3 separate regions of the Homo sapiens genome follow, and all the other regions are linked to region 3. Evidence: chromatin contacts called from ENCODE Hi-C or POLR2A ChIA-PET data. All regions are on one chromosome and are shown on one strand. The core of a region is the stretch at or near the end of the contact, and the rest is flanking DNA. Distances in the headings are between cores, read along the strand shown. Region 1 holds the start of CORO1C (coronin 1C). Region 2 has its middle 17 kb from the start of SELPLG. Region 3 holds the start of PRDM4 (PR/SET domain 4).

Region 1 (4,009 bases), core at 119-2,618, 970 kb before region 3:
TTAATGGCAAAAAGTAATGCCACGATCATGGCTGCTAATATGATCTCATGGAACCCTGTGAGGGAGGGGCTGTTATCCCCATTTTACAGATAAAGAAACTGACCCTTAGAGAGGATAAATAATTTGCTGTGATAGCTGTCTTAGTTCAGGTCAAGCTTGATTTAAATAACACACGTTTCTGAGGCTGACGCTTAAAATAAAAAATCCCCCTGTGAATGGCAAAGATGCCTTGCTTTGGGAAGTAAATAGCCCTACCCCACAGTCGGTTCGGTTCCCCAGGCTCTGTTTCCTCAAATCTCGGTATTTCAGAGCTTGGTGTTTCAGAAAGGGACTTTAGCTATTAACAGGACAACTTCTTCATGCTGAAGATTAGGGGACTCAGGCCCAAAGAGGTAAGAGAACTGTCCCAGGTCACACAGTCTGACGGCCGCAGAGCTGAGGCTCAAATTCCCGTGCTCCGACTTTCAGGCCTGGGCCGCCGAGTTATTAAGGGACTCTGGCCAGGGAAAGGAAGGGAGGAACCCTGAAGTTTCCATTCCCTCACCTGCGAAATGGGGTCAATCACGGGCCCTCTTTGGGGTTACGTGGGTGTGGCCCAGCCCAGGGGCGGCCACTCTGCACTAGGAATGTGACAATGGACGGTTCAGGGAGGGCTGGAACGTCGGCAGTCCTCAAGGGAGGTGGTGGTAGGGTGTGACGGAGCCAGGGCGGAGCCTCGGGAGCCAGAGGCGTGGATTCGCGAATTCGGGGCGGGGCTTGGGGTTTAAACGTTGAGATGGGGTAGTGGGCGGGGCTTGAGATGCTAGGAATAGGGTTGCGGTCCTTGGGCGGGGCTTCTGGAAGACGGGGCGGGGCTTTGTGAGGCCGCTGGGCGAGTTCTGAAGCAGTGGGAGGGGAGCCGGGCTTAGGGAAGCAGGAGGCTGGTTTAAGGACTCGGATAGGCAGTGCGCGGGGCTCAGAGGAGCTAATGTTCCTGTATTGAGGGGCTCTGGGGGAATCTTTGAGGAGCCAGGGGACGTGGCCTTGCAGAGCCTAGCGGGTCAGTGGGCGGGGCTCTAAGAACCCCGCTCCGGGGTCTAAGGAGCAGTGGGCGTTGCTCGGAGGCGCCTGTGGGCGTGGCCCTCTACCACTCAGATGACTGGAGAGCGGGGCGTGCGCTTGGGCACCGCCTGCATCCCTCGGTGCGACCAGAGGGGGCGTAGCGAGGCGTGGAACGTGGGGTGGGAAGCGGGCTTCCCCTCCGGAAGTGGGCGTGGCGCACAGCGGCCCGGCAGCCCTGGTTGGGTCCCGCGCGGCGCGGGGGCGGGGCCTACGCGCGGTGGCGGGGGCGGTGGCGGCTGCCCGCGCCCCTCCCCCGCACGGCGCTCAGTGCCAGGCTGGAGGCGGCAGCGGTTGGAGGCTTCGCCCGGCTTTGCAGCGGGGACTTCGGCGGCGGCGCCTCAGGCACCTCGGCCCGGGTGAGCGGCTCGCGCCCGGCGGGGGCAGCCTGAGAGCGAGTCGGGCGGGCGGACCTGTCCTCTGAGCATGTGCCTGCGCCGCCTGACAGGAGCCGGCGGGGCGAGGGGCAGGGCTAGGTGGAGGGGACAGTGCTGGGTGGGCGCGCGGGGCGCGGGTTCACGGGCTGGGTTGCAAGGGGTTAGGGCCGGGGGCTGCTGTCGGGGGCTCGGGGAAAGGGAGTTGGGGACCGAACCAGGTGGCGTGGGGAGCGTGAAGCAGGGTCCCTGTGGGGAGGAGGCTTTCGAGGTCCGGAACGCTCCTGGCCGGGTGCGGAGCCGCGGGCCGAGGTGGGACGAGGCTGCCCAGGGAAGGCTTTTAGGGGTCAGGGATCGCCTGCTTGGGCGAGGTGCTGGGAGGGAAGGGCTGCTTCGGGCGAGGCGTAGAGCCCGGGGGCTCCAGGCCTGGGGACTGGGTTTGGGCCGCCCCAGGGAACGAGTGGGTGGGGGCGGGTAGGGGCCGGGCTCACGTGGGGCCGGGGCGAGCTGGGCCCTGCGTCGGGAGGGGCGAGGGCGGCCGCCTGGCCTGCGGGTTTCCTGGCTTTGGGTGCGAGACCAGCTCTGGGCCCTGCAGATCTCGGTTGGGGGTCAGGCGGGGCGGGGCAGAGCTGGAGCTGGAGTAATGTGGGTGGGGGCGGCTTGGGAAGAGGCTGAGCCCGGCCAAGGGAGCAGAGGGCTGGGACTGGCTGGGGGTTGGGAGGGGAGGAACGAAGCAGGAAGGCTGTCGGATCGGGGGCCCAGGGTGTCCGAGTGAACTGGGTGATTCAGAGGTGTGTTTCCCTAATAGCGGGGCAGCTGGCGAGGGACGCAGTAAAAAGGAGCGAGGTGCAGGTGGGGCCCCGCTGCGCCGAAATGACTGAGGATGAGGTCAGACGTGGAGGGTGGGAATGCAGAAACCGAGCTCTCCCGCCTGTCCCCACCGGCGCACGCTCCCCAGCTCTCCGTCTCTCAAATGATTTGAATGTGTTGGGGGAAGTGGCAGGCTGCGGTGAGAGCTGAGAAGAAAGGGGCTTCCTCTTGGAGGGAGGCGCTGGCCCTGGCATCCTTTTTTGGGAGTGTTCAAAGGATTTTGAACGCTGGAAAAGGAATCGTAGGCTTTACTGCATCACGATTTAGAAACACATCCTATATTTGGCCGTAATGTAGGCTGCCCTTGTTTTGTGGTGTCTAAAGTGCTTGCTCTACATGTTGCAAACGTGGGATTCAGAGTGCGAAGCAAATTGCAAGTTGTTCATTTCCCCCGGCATGGTAAGATACAAAGGCTTTTCCCTCCTATAAGACATTTGAAAAGAATTGAATGTAGTGCGCGTTTAATAAACTGGTCCTGGGTGGCGAATATATTTACTTTTGGAAATAGTTACCACAAAATATTAGGCCCTCTTACCGCAGCCTTTCTGCCTGGGATTACATTCTAAAACAGTACTTGTAGGGCTCTTAGTCACTCTATATAATAATGCATCTCATTGTCCTTATCTGGCAGAACGTTCTCCTGACACCAGGGCCTGCTGGAATAGACAGAAACATGATTAAGTATAAGCAGTTGCTTTGTACCGTCTGTTCAGTTGTGAAGGCAAATAGATACCTGTTTAATATTAATTCACTTTCTGCATTCCCTGTAAAACTGAAGAAATGTGCAAAATCTATTTTGGACTTGGTTCTATACATTTCAGATGATTTAAGGAAACTAGTATTTTTGGTTTGGAGGTATGTTTCACAGTCATAATGTTTGGCTATGAAGCATAATAGTAAACATTGGATCTGAGAAATCGCATAAATAAGTAGGGAAAAAAGTGAAATAAAACTGAGAATTGTGTTGTACCTTAGGTCTTGAAGTGCAGTGTTTCGTGGTGGAGGTTAGTCGTGTGTACTGAGGATTGGACAAAGATTTGGTATAAACGTCAGGAGCACACATTTTTGACAAATATAGAACCTATCTTGTCCATATTTATTTTGATTACTTGTGGAAGGTACATTAAAGCCTGATGAATTTTAATAGATACATACCGATGAAACATAACTGCACACAATATTGACTTTTTCATGATCCTTTGTTACTTTGCCTGCAGATTGTGCTAATCAGCATTTATACTTATTTATATATAGTTTAGGATTAGATTCGGTGTCAGTGAATAGCATTTTTTTAAACACCGTTGGATTTTTTGATAAAAGTTTTATGTTTAACTTATCTGTCACTTCTGGGATCCACTCCAACCATGAGGAAGAGAGTCACTCTAACGACTATGAGATGGAATGTTCAAAAGGATGAATATCAATTCTTAGTTATATAAGTGGGTATGTCGACGAGTCTCTTCTTTATGATGGCAAAATTTTAATTTCTCATATTTTGATTTGTCACAAACTGGTACTTTAGAAACATATTATTAATTGGTCTGTTTTACCTTTGACCTCTTTTCCAGGGGTGGGGCAATAATAAATTTGAGAGCTACTTGCATTTTCAAGGTACAAATCCATGTGATAAAACCTCTTAAGCTTGTTTTCCATTTATGACTTCTCTG
Region 2 (3,770 bases), core at 889-3,388, 860 kb before region 3:
AGCTCAGGAATTTGAGATCAGCCTGGGCAACATGGTGAAACCCCGTCTCTACAAAAAATACAAAAATTAGCCAGGTGCAGTGATGTGCGCCTGTAGTCCCAGCTACTCAGGAGGCTGAAGTGGGAGAATCACTTGAGCCTGGGAGGTAGAAGTTGCAGTGAGCCAAGGTCATGCCATTGCACTCCAGCCTTGGCAACAGCAGTGAAAAGCTGTCTCAAAAAAAAAAAAAAAAAAAAAGAAAAGAAAAGAAAAGGAAAAAGAAAAAAAATACCTTCAATGGCCTCTTTGGAAGTGAAGGACTTCTTTCCTTGCCCCCAATGGTTTATCCCGGAAAAGGGGAGTTCACAGAGAAGGTTGAGTCTGGCAGGGGTTGGCTGTGGCTTGGGAGAGAGGGGTTGGAGGAAAGAGACAAGGGAAAGGTAGGAAAGAGCCGTCAGGGGGAAAGGCCATGGGACAGCATCGGGGAGGAGTGGGGAGAGGGCCCACACATATTGGAAATGCAGTGTCTGTCTCCTCCCCTGAACTTCTGGAAGGATCAAATCTGATACACACAGGCAGGTGTGTTCAAAGTGTCCTGGGGGTGCTGATGGAAGAAGGTGGGAGTGTCTGCCATGGGCTGGGTCAGTTAACACCCGGGGTCGGCAGGCTGATGGGTCAGGAGAGACTGAGTCTACCTCCCCTTTGGGAGGGATCAGAAAAATCAGAGAAGGGGAGCTGAAGGCTCCACAGCAGGGGGCTGTGGACTCAGGCTGAAGGACCTCTGAGTTGTTCCCCAGGGATCTTGTCACCTCGTCTTCCTGGGAGCTTTCCCCTATTTCCTGACAGCTCCTGAGGATGCTGTGTAACCACAGATTTCCATTTGCGTTGGAAGAGGGCCACCTTCCCTTTACAGTTTTCTCTCTCTCCAAGGTGTGGGATTTCATTCAGGGTGGGCGAAGCCGGGTGCTTGAAGCGGCCACCAGGGGGCGCCCGCCGCCAGCTCTTAGAGCAGGTGGAAGCCTGCGTTTCCCTTGGGCCAGACTTGGAGATCATTTAGCCAGGAAGGAGCCCCAAAGCCAGTGGCGTGCTGTTAAGTGTTTAACAACTGGCTTCCAATGGGAAAAAGTCCTGATTTGTAGCATTTGCCAATGTCTTCCATGTAAATACTCCCACAGCCGATTTTGAGCTACCAACCATTATATAGTTGATGATACAATAGGTGTTAGTAACAAGGGCATCGATCATCGGATAATGTAGTACAATTATTAGGAATTGGTGAGTTTTGAGTACTGATGACCTTGGCTTTTAATATAATAGAATTTAATTTATTAAACAACTGACACAAAATTCTGAAAATTTTGTTGATTAGCTCTCACGGGCAGATATAGTCTGGCTCCTGCACACCCCTGTGCCCTCCCCTCCTGCCTGGGCCTCCCATGCCCTTGAGGACCACCAGCCTGAATCACCCCACTCATCCATTCAGCAAACACATCCTGAACACACACACAGCTGCAATATCCCCGTGAATCCCCTCAAACAGCTCTCACAGACGGTTCTAGTATTCTCCCCATTTTACAGAAGATGAAACTGAGGATGAGAGCTAGGTGAAGTCACCTGCCCCAGGTCATGAAGAGGATCTGAGATTGGAACCCAGACCTGAAAGCCAGGATCTTACCACTGTGTCACGCTGTCCTTGAGATCACAGCGGGGTTCTGGGGGAATCCCACGCCCCAAAACCTCAGCCCTGCTGACCTGCCCTGGGGCCTGGAAGTCCCCCATTAGTCACCCTCTGTGGCTCCTGGCTGCTGAGGGAAGGCGCTGTTCCTTGGGAGGGTAACCGAGTACAGCGCAGCCCTCTCATTGCAGAGAACACAACACAGCAGAGCTGGGGCCTAGGACTAAGAGGGATGGCCGGGGGCAAGCAGCTGGCCTTTACTGAGCACTTACTGCATACCTAGTGCCTTGTCAAACAGTTTGTCTGCATTATCTCATTTAGGACTCAACCTCATAATGTGGGTGCAATGATTGTTCCATTTTCTTGCCAGGGAAACCGAGGTTCAGAAAGCTGAACCACTTGCTCCAGCCGGTTGCACGGTTAGGAAACCACACTGTGCTGACTTCAGCTCTGCCAGCAGGGAAGGAAGGAGGGTAGACAGGAAATGGGGGGCGGGGGATGATGGGCTCAGTTTGTTCCAGGTCCCTTGTCTCTTACAGGCTGGGGCTGCCACCCTGGGGGTGGTTCATCCAGCAGCTGATCTGGCAGGGGCTCCCCAAATTCTTTCCCCAGATCCCATCCCTCTTTGCCACTCAACCAAGCCACCGATTACTATGGAATGTGCCAGGCACTGTGAGAGGCCCTGGGATGCCATGTGAGTAGGACAGGCCTGTAATCCCAGAACTGTGGAAGGCCAAGGTGGGCGGATAACTTGAGGCCAGGAGTTCGAGACCCCTTTGGGGCTCATGGTCTAGAGGGGGACAGATTGATCAAATAATCACCCAGGAAAAGATCAGATTATGTCAGATTATGGCTGGGCCCTGAGCCCAGAGGAGAGATGCTGGGAGCAATGGGGCCAGAGCTGGGGGGCATGGGTCAGGAAAATCATGGTTGAAACTTGAAGGACACAGAGTTATTGACTTGGGAGGGAAGGGATAGAGGGAAGAAAGTTCCAGGCAGTGGGAGCATCATGGGCACAGGAGTTTGCACTAGGGGAGCAGACAAGGTGGGGGCAGCTGGAAGGAGCCAGGGTGGCCGCATGGAGGAGGAAGAGGCTGTGTGAGGATGAGGAGAACCTGGACTAGAGCAGGGTGCAAAGAAGTTGTGGAATCGAGAGGTAATTGGGAAGAAAAGGGTAGGAGTTGCTGATGGGTTGGAAGTGAGGAAAAAGGAGGTTGAAATCTCAGGTTTCTGACTTGGGCAGCTATCCTGATGAGGGTGCCACGGGGTGGCTGGGAAAGCCATGGAAGGAGGTTGCAGGGCTGGTGGTAAGAGGAGTGTCCTGAGCTGGGGTTCAGCCAAGTTGGGTCTCAGGGCCTGCTCAACCTCCAGGTGGAGGTTCCAGGAAAGCTGTTGCAAAAGATGCTTGAGGTCATTAGCCATCAGGGAAATGCAAATTAAAGCCACAGTCAGATGCCACTTCACACCCTCCAGCAGGACTAGAATTAGAAAGACTGACAACACCCAGTGCTGGTGAGGATGTGGAGAAGCTAGAACACTCACATGTTGCTGGTGGGAATGCAAAATGATACAGCCACTTTGGAAACCAGTTGGGCAGTTTCTTATAAAGTTAGACGTGTACTCACCATGTACTCCCCATCCAAGCCAGAAATCCCATTCTTAGGTATCTCCCCAAGAGAATGAAAACAGATGTTCATACAAAGACTGCTACAAATGTGTACAGCAGCTTTGTTCATAAGATCCCCAAACTGAAAACAACCCAAATATCCATCAGCTGGTGAATGGATAAATAAACTGTGGTCCATCTGTGCAAGGAAATATTACTCTGAATAAACAGGAGTGAGGCACTGATTCTCATGCCAACATGGATGAATCTCAAAGACACCATGCTGACTGAAAGAAGCTAGACACAAAAGGCTATATATTTTTTTCTTTTTAGAGACAGGGTCCCACTCTGTCACCCAGGCTGGAGTGCAGTGGCGCCATCATAACTCACTGCAGCCTTGACCTACCAAGCTCCAGCGATCCTCCTGCCTCAGCTTCCTGAGTAGCTAAGACTGCAGGTGTGCACCACCATGCCAGGCTAATTACTTATTTTTTTGTAGAGATGGGGGTC
Region 3 (4,212 bases), core at 1-2,500:
TTTTTGCCTTTATTTTCCTCTGTAAGTATTATGGTTTTAGCTCTTACATTTATGTGACCTGATTTTTATGTTCACCTCTCAACTTAATAAAATTGTTCCAAAAGAACAGACATCCAAACCCAAACCTAGTGAAAGCATTCGGCCGGTAATAAGATACATCATCATTCTCTAGGCTCCAGATTTGAAGTGGCATTTCAGGGAATACTGTCTCTCAGTTGAGATGATGACCTTCTTGATTTAGATTTCTATTTGTTGTCAACAGAGAGCAAAACCAATGTGACCTGCCTGCCAATGTTCAGTGAAGTTTCCTCATCTGGAATGTGCTTTCCCCCCATGAGAAGTAAACGAAGGGAAACATTATGGGGGTTGACACCCCTCCCAGCTCTCGTCCAAAAGGTTGCATGTGCCTCTACCCTTTCACATTAGACTGAATTTTCAAAATTCATCAGTTCCCACTAGACTGCAGGCAGGTGAAGGTCAGGGCTTGTGCCTTGCTCTGTATCCCTAGGTTTGAGATGTAATTCAACAGACGCTTTGTGAATGACAGGAAGAATTCCTGGGTCTGCTGTTCTGCTGGTGTAAGGGAGCCACCAGGCAGTGTGGTGTAATTTCAACGTCTACTGCTCAGGAGCTTGGGACCACCTTCCTTTAAAGCCATCTCGGTACTCCTAGCGTTAGGCACAGTGCCTGGCGCGCAGTAGAGAACTGAGGGCAGAGAAAAGGGGAAGGAAATTTTGTTTAAAATCCCAAACCCCAGCATTTACGACGGGAAGCAGGGAAACTGGGCAGCCTTCAGGTGTAGCAGACGGCCGAAAATATTCAGGATAGAATCCCAATTCCTCCTGGGCAGCAGAGGCAACCCTCGGGGCCAAATCCCATACTTCGAATTTTGGGGGCTTTGTGTGGACCCATGCTTCTCTAGTAGGGGAATGTCATGAAGACGAAATCCTGAGTCTGCGGGATTTAGGGGATTCAAAACTCAATCCCTGCAGGAACAGCAGCCCTGGTCGCCTAGCAACCATGGGCCGATCGCTCGGCGCTCGATTCTACCCGGCCGGATGGAGACGCGGAACTCCCGGCCGAGCCTCTCGCGGCCAGTGCCTCTGCCGTGCGCACGCGCGGAGGGGCCTGGGCTGGGAGAAGGGCGACGCGGTGCGCGGGCGCCGCTTGCGGGCCGCGGCGGGGAGGGCGCACGCACGAGGGGCGGAGCGGCGGGCGCTGAGAGTGGCTGAGGATCCGGAAACGCGCCGCAGAGGGTGCGGCCCAGAGGAGGCCGCGGGCCGGGAAGGGCCGGGCGGGACGGGAAACGTTAGGGCAGCGGCCCCCGGGGTGAGGGGGCCGAGCGGACGGGCAGGGCCCCGAGGCGAACTCTGCCCGGATGAGGAACAAAGCAGTGGGGCAGGCGCGTGCGCCCCCAGCGCAGCTGGCAGGTGGGCTGCGCGCGGGCCCGGCCGGAGCGGGGCGGGGCGCGGCGGCCCGGCCTGCGGGCCGCGGGCGGGCTAATCCACAGCCCTTGGGTGGCGGTGTCGGCAGCGCCTGGGGCTTTCGGGTAGCTGGGATGGGGGCTGCGACCTTGTTGTGGTTTTGGTGACCGCTCTTGTCCCCACTCCCCCAGGTTGGGCAGCCCCCTTCCCGAAGCTTCTGGACGGAAGGCCCCAGGTGTTCCCCGAGATGCCCCAACCCGTGGCGGGGTGCACGGCCACCGGCCCTCGGGAGAAGTTGGGCGGCCCCGGGCGACCCCGGGGACGAGTGGCCGCGTCGGTGCAGCGGTTGTGAGCAAGATGTGGTAGCACGTGACCCTGGAACGCAAACCCTGATGCCTGTTCCCCACCACCCGAGCGCTCCTTTCTCTGATATTTGGCCCCAAGCCGATGCATCACAGGTGAGTAGGGAGGTGGGCTTCAGCACTGGTGACATCGTTGGAAACTCTGGCGAGTGAGTGTCCAGGGTCAGTGCCGTTGTTTTTGGTGCCATTGAGAAGGTTACAGGTGTGATTTGCAAAGGAAACAAATCCAGAAACTAGTGTTGGGTGGAATGTAATCTCATGCATCCTAATTTACTCCACATGTGGAAAGTTGTTCCCAGTAGCCACACGTTTATTGTTGGCTTGTTGACACCTTTTCCTGTGTCTTTCAGTTATTTGAGCGTTTAATATATTTTTCCGGATTCCAACGTGTATTGTTATCTTATTATGCTTCACCTTGAGTTTTGCTGGTATGGCAGGGACGATAGTGAGGGAATTAAGTTCTTAATTCTGCAAGCTTCATGCTGATGTTTAAGTACAGAAGCAGGCCACAGAAATTGTTGCATTTGGCTGTTTTTTCAAGGCCCTTTCAAAGGCCGTATGTTTAGAATAAGGAAGATAAGGCACAAATTCATTGAAATTATTGAAGCCCCACTGCATTTTTCAAAGTGGCTGCATTTCAGTTAGTTTATTATATTTTATGCGAAGAAAAAGGTGTAAAATCAGCAACTGGCAGATGGTTGCATAGGTCAGTTAGAAACACACACATAAACTGTAGAACTGTGTAGGAAATTATTTTACCCTAAATGAGTAGGGAAGATAGAGCTTAGTATCTTGATTCTTGCCTTCTTCCGGGATTGCTTCTTAGAATCTCATAGGAGAAAGAAAATGAGAATAGAACTGCATTTTAGAATGAGAAAGTCTTATGAGGATCATATTGTACATTCCCTTCATCTGCCTTCTCTCTGTGGGATACTCATTACCTTTGGTTTATGGCTGCTGAGGTCATCACGTTTTAGTGACTCACAACAAAGCAGAAATCTGCTGAGCCTCTCGCATTAAACTCTGGTTTGAACTGGTTTGAGAAGGCCTAGGAGTCAACCTAGAAACACCATGCTGATTTTTATCTTGAAATTAAATAAATATTCAGGAATTTTCAGAATGAGAGTTGAAGGTGCAGACTTGTAGTTGTACTTTTAAAAAAATATTGTAACCAATTTGTTAAGTAGGCTGTTACAGCTGTAGTGATTGTAGTGTTTTAATTATGGTTGTAGCTATAAAGAGTTAGGGAAAAGTCTGTTTTAAACCAACTCAAGCCCAGCAACTTTCAAAATTAAGGTAGATATGTTTTCTTTAGGCTACAGGGATTTTTTGCTTTTTTTGTTTTTAAGACACAGTCTCACTCTGTCACCCCAGCTGGCGTGTAGAGGTACAGGCAGAGCTCACTGTAGCCCCGACCTCCCCACTTCAGCCTCCCCTGTAGTTGGAACCACAAGCACGAACCACCATGCCTGGCTAAGTTAAAAAAAATGTTTAGTAGAGACAGGGGTCTCACTGTGTTGCCTAGGGACGTCTCCAAGTCCTGGGCTCAAGCGATCCTTCTGCCTTGGCCTCCCAAAGTGTGGGATTACAGGTGTAAATCACCACACCTGGGCTGCTTTATTTTATAGCATAATAAAAACTGTTATTAGCATGCTGTTCTTCATAAGGTGTACCTCATTTGCCAGGTGCTTCTAGCTGTCTTTCTGGTAAGGGTGATGAGTTTGCATAGCTCCATCCGATAAAATAAGAAAATTCAGAATGTCTGTTCTATACAAGGTACTAGGTTGGCCTTTTACATTTTATTGATGTCTTAGAGCTTAGTTTTATGGGATCCATGGCCAGGGATAAGGGTGAAACCTAATAATGCAAGAAACAGGTCTATGTGGAACTTTAAATATACGCCACAATATAAGTAGATAGGCCCTAATGTATTGCAACTGTGTAAAAGGCAATATAGTTCTTTTATTGTAATTGTCTTTTTCTTACTATAGTTAAGAGCTTTGGTTTCTTAAATTAGTTCTGAATTTAAATCCCAGCTCTCCTTACTGGTTATGTGATTCTGGGTTAAGTTTCCTAGCATCATTGAATCTTAAGTTTCCTCATCTTTAAAGTGGGATTAAGAATAATACCTACCTCCAGCCTGGGCAACATAGGGAGACCCCATCTCTGCAAAATAAAAACAAATTAGCCAGGCATGGTGGCACTTGCCTGTGGTCCCAGCTGCTTGGGGGCTGAGGTGGGAAGATCTCATGAGCCTAGGAGGTAGAGGCAGCAGTCAGCTGTGATCACGCCACTGCACTCCAGCTTGCAGCTACTGAGCAAGACCCTGTCTCAAAAACAAAAAAAAAAAAAAAAAAAAAAAGAAGATTAAGAGAGATAGTTACATATAAATCACTTAGCCCAATACATAGCACATGGTAAGGGAG

What was found. Hi-C counts contacts between places; a loop is a spot of excess contacts on that map. ChIA-PET counts read pairs that join two places held with the same protein, here RNA polymerase II (POLR2A). Pooled maps may share reads with other maps.
Region 1: a loop to region 3 is called in a map of naive thymus-derived CD4-positive, alpha-beta T cell, with 12 times the contacts of the local background. The contact joins the promoter of CORO1C here to the promoter of PRDM4 in region 3. A Hi-C loop is called at or near these places in 1 of 168 maps with a recorded cell type or tissue (naive thymus-derived CD4-positive, alpha-beta T cell) and 8 of 50 pooled maps. POLR2A ChIA-PET finds 5 or more read pairs at or near these places in 1 of 52 experiments (GM12878).
Region 2: a loop to region 3 is called in a map of naive thymus-derived CD4-positive, alpha-beta T cell, with 7 times the contacts of the local background. The contact joins the enhancer-like site here to the promoter of PRDM4 in region 3. A Hi-C loop is called at or near these places in 3 of 168 maps with a recorded cell type or tissue (CD4-positive, alpha-beta T cell and naive thymus-derived CD4-positive, alpha-beta T cell) and 11 of 50 pooled maps.

The regions. Positions count from the first base shown.
Region 1 is chr12:108,728,877-108,732,885 of GRCh38, reverse strand. It overlaps CORO1C (coronin 1C), which reads left to right and starts at 1,368. Exons shown (of 11, transcript NM_014325.4): 1 at 1,368-1,457. RefSeq lists an enhancer at 694-1,497 and silencers at 1,110-1,619, 1,810-2,089.
Region 2 is chr12:108,615,484-108,619,253 of GRCh38, reverse strand. No RefSeq gene overlaps it. Among named protein-coding and RNA genes, the nearest start is that of SELPLG, 17 kb to the left of the region's middle. RefSeq lists enhancers at 873-922, 1,503-1,962. Within about 2 kb of position 2,138, at least 14 of the 41 ENCODE cell types and tissues checked have a DNase peak (open chromatin) inside an H3K27ac peak, as active enhancers do; they include CD4-positive, alpha-beta T cell, where a contact is called at or near this core.
Region 3 is chr12:107,758,175-107,762,386 of GRCh38, reverse strand. PRDM4 (PR/SET domain 4) reads left to right here and starts at 1,250. Exons shown (of 12, transcript NM_012406.4): 1 at 1,250-1,430; 2 at 1,616-1,882. The coding sequence starts at 1,872. It overlaps PRDM4-AS1 (PRDM4 antisense RNA 1), which reads right to left. Exons shown (of 5, transcript NR_120474.1): 4 at 3,995-4,112; 5 at 2,419-2,615. RefSeq lists silencers at 960-1,539, 1,590-1,699.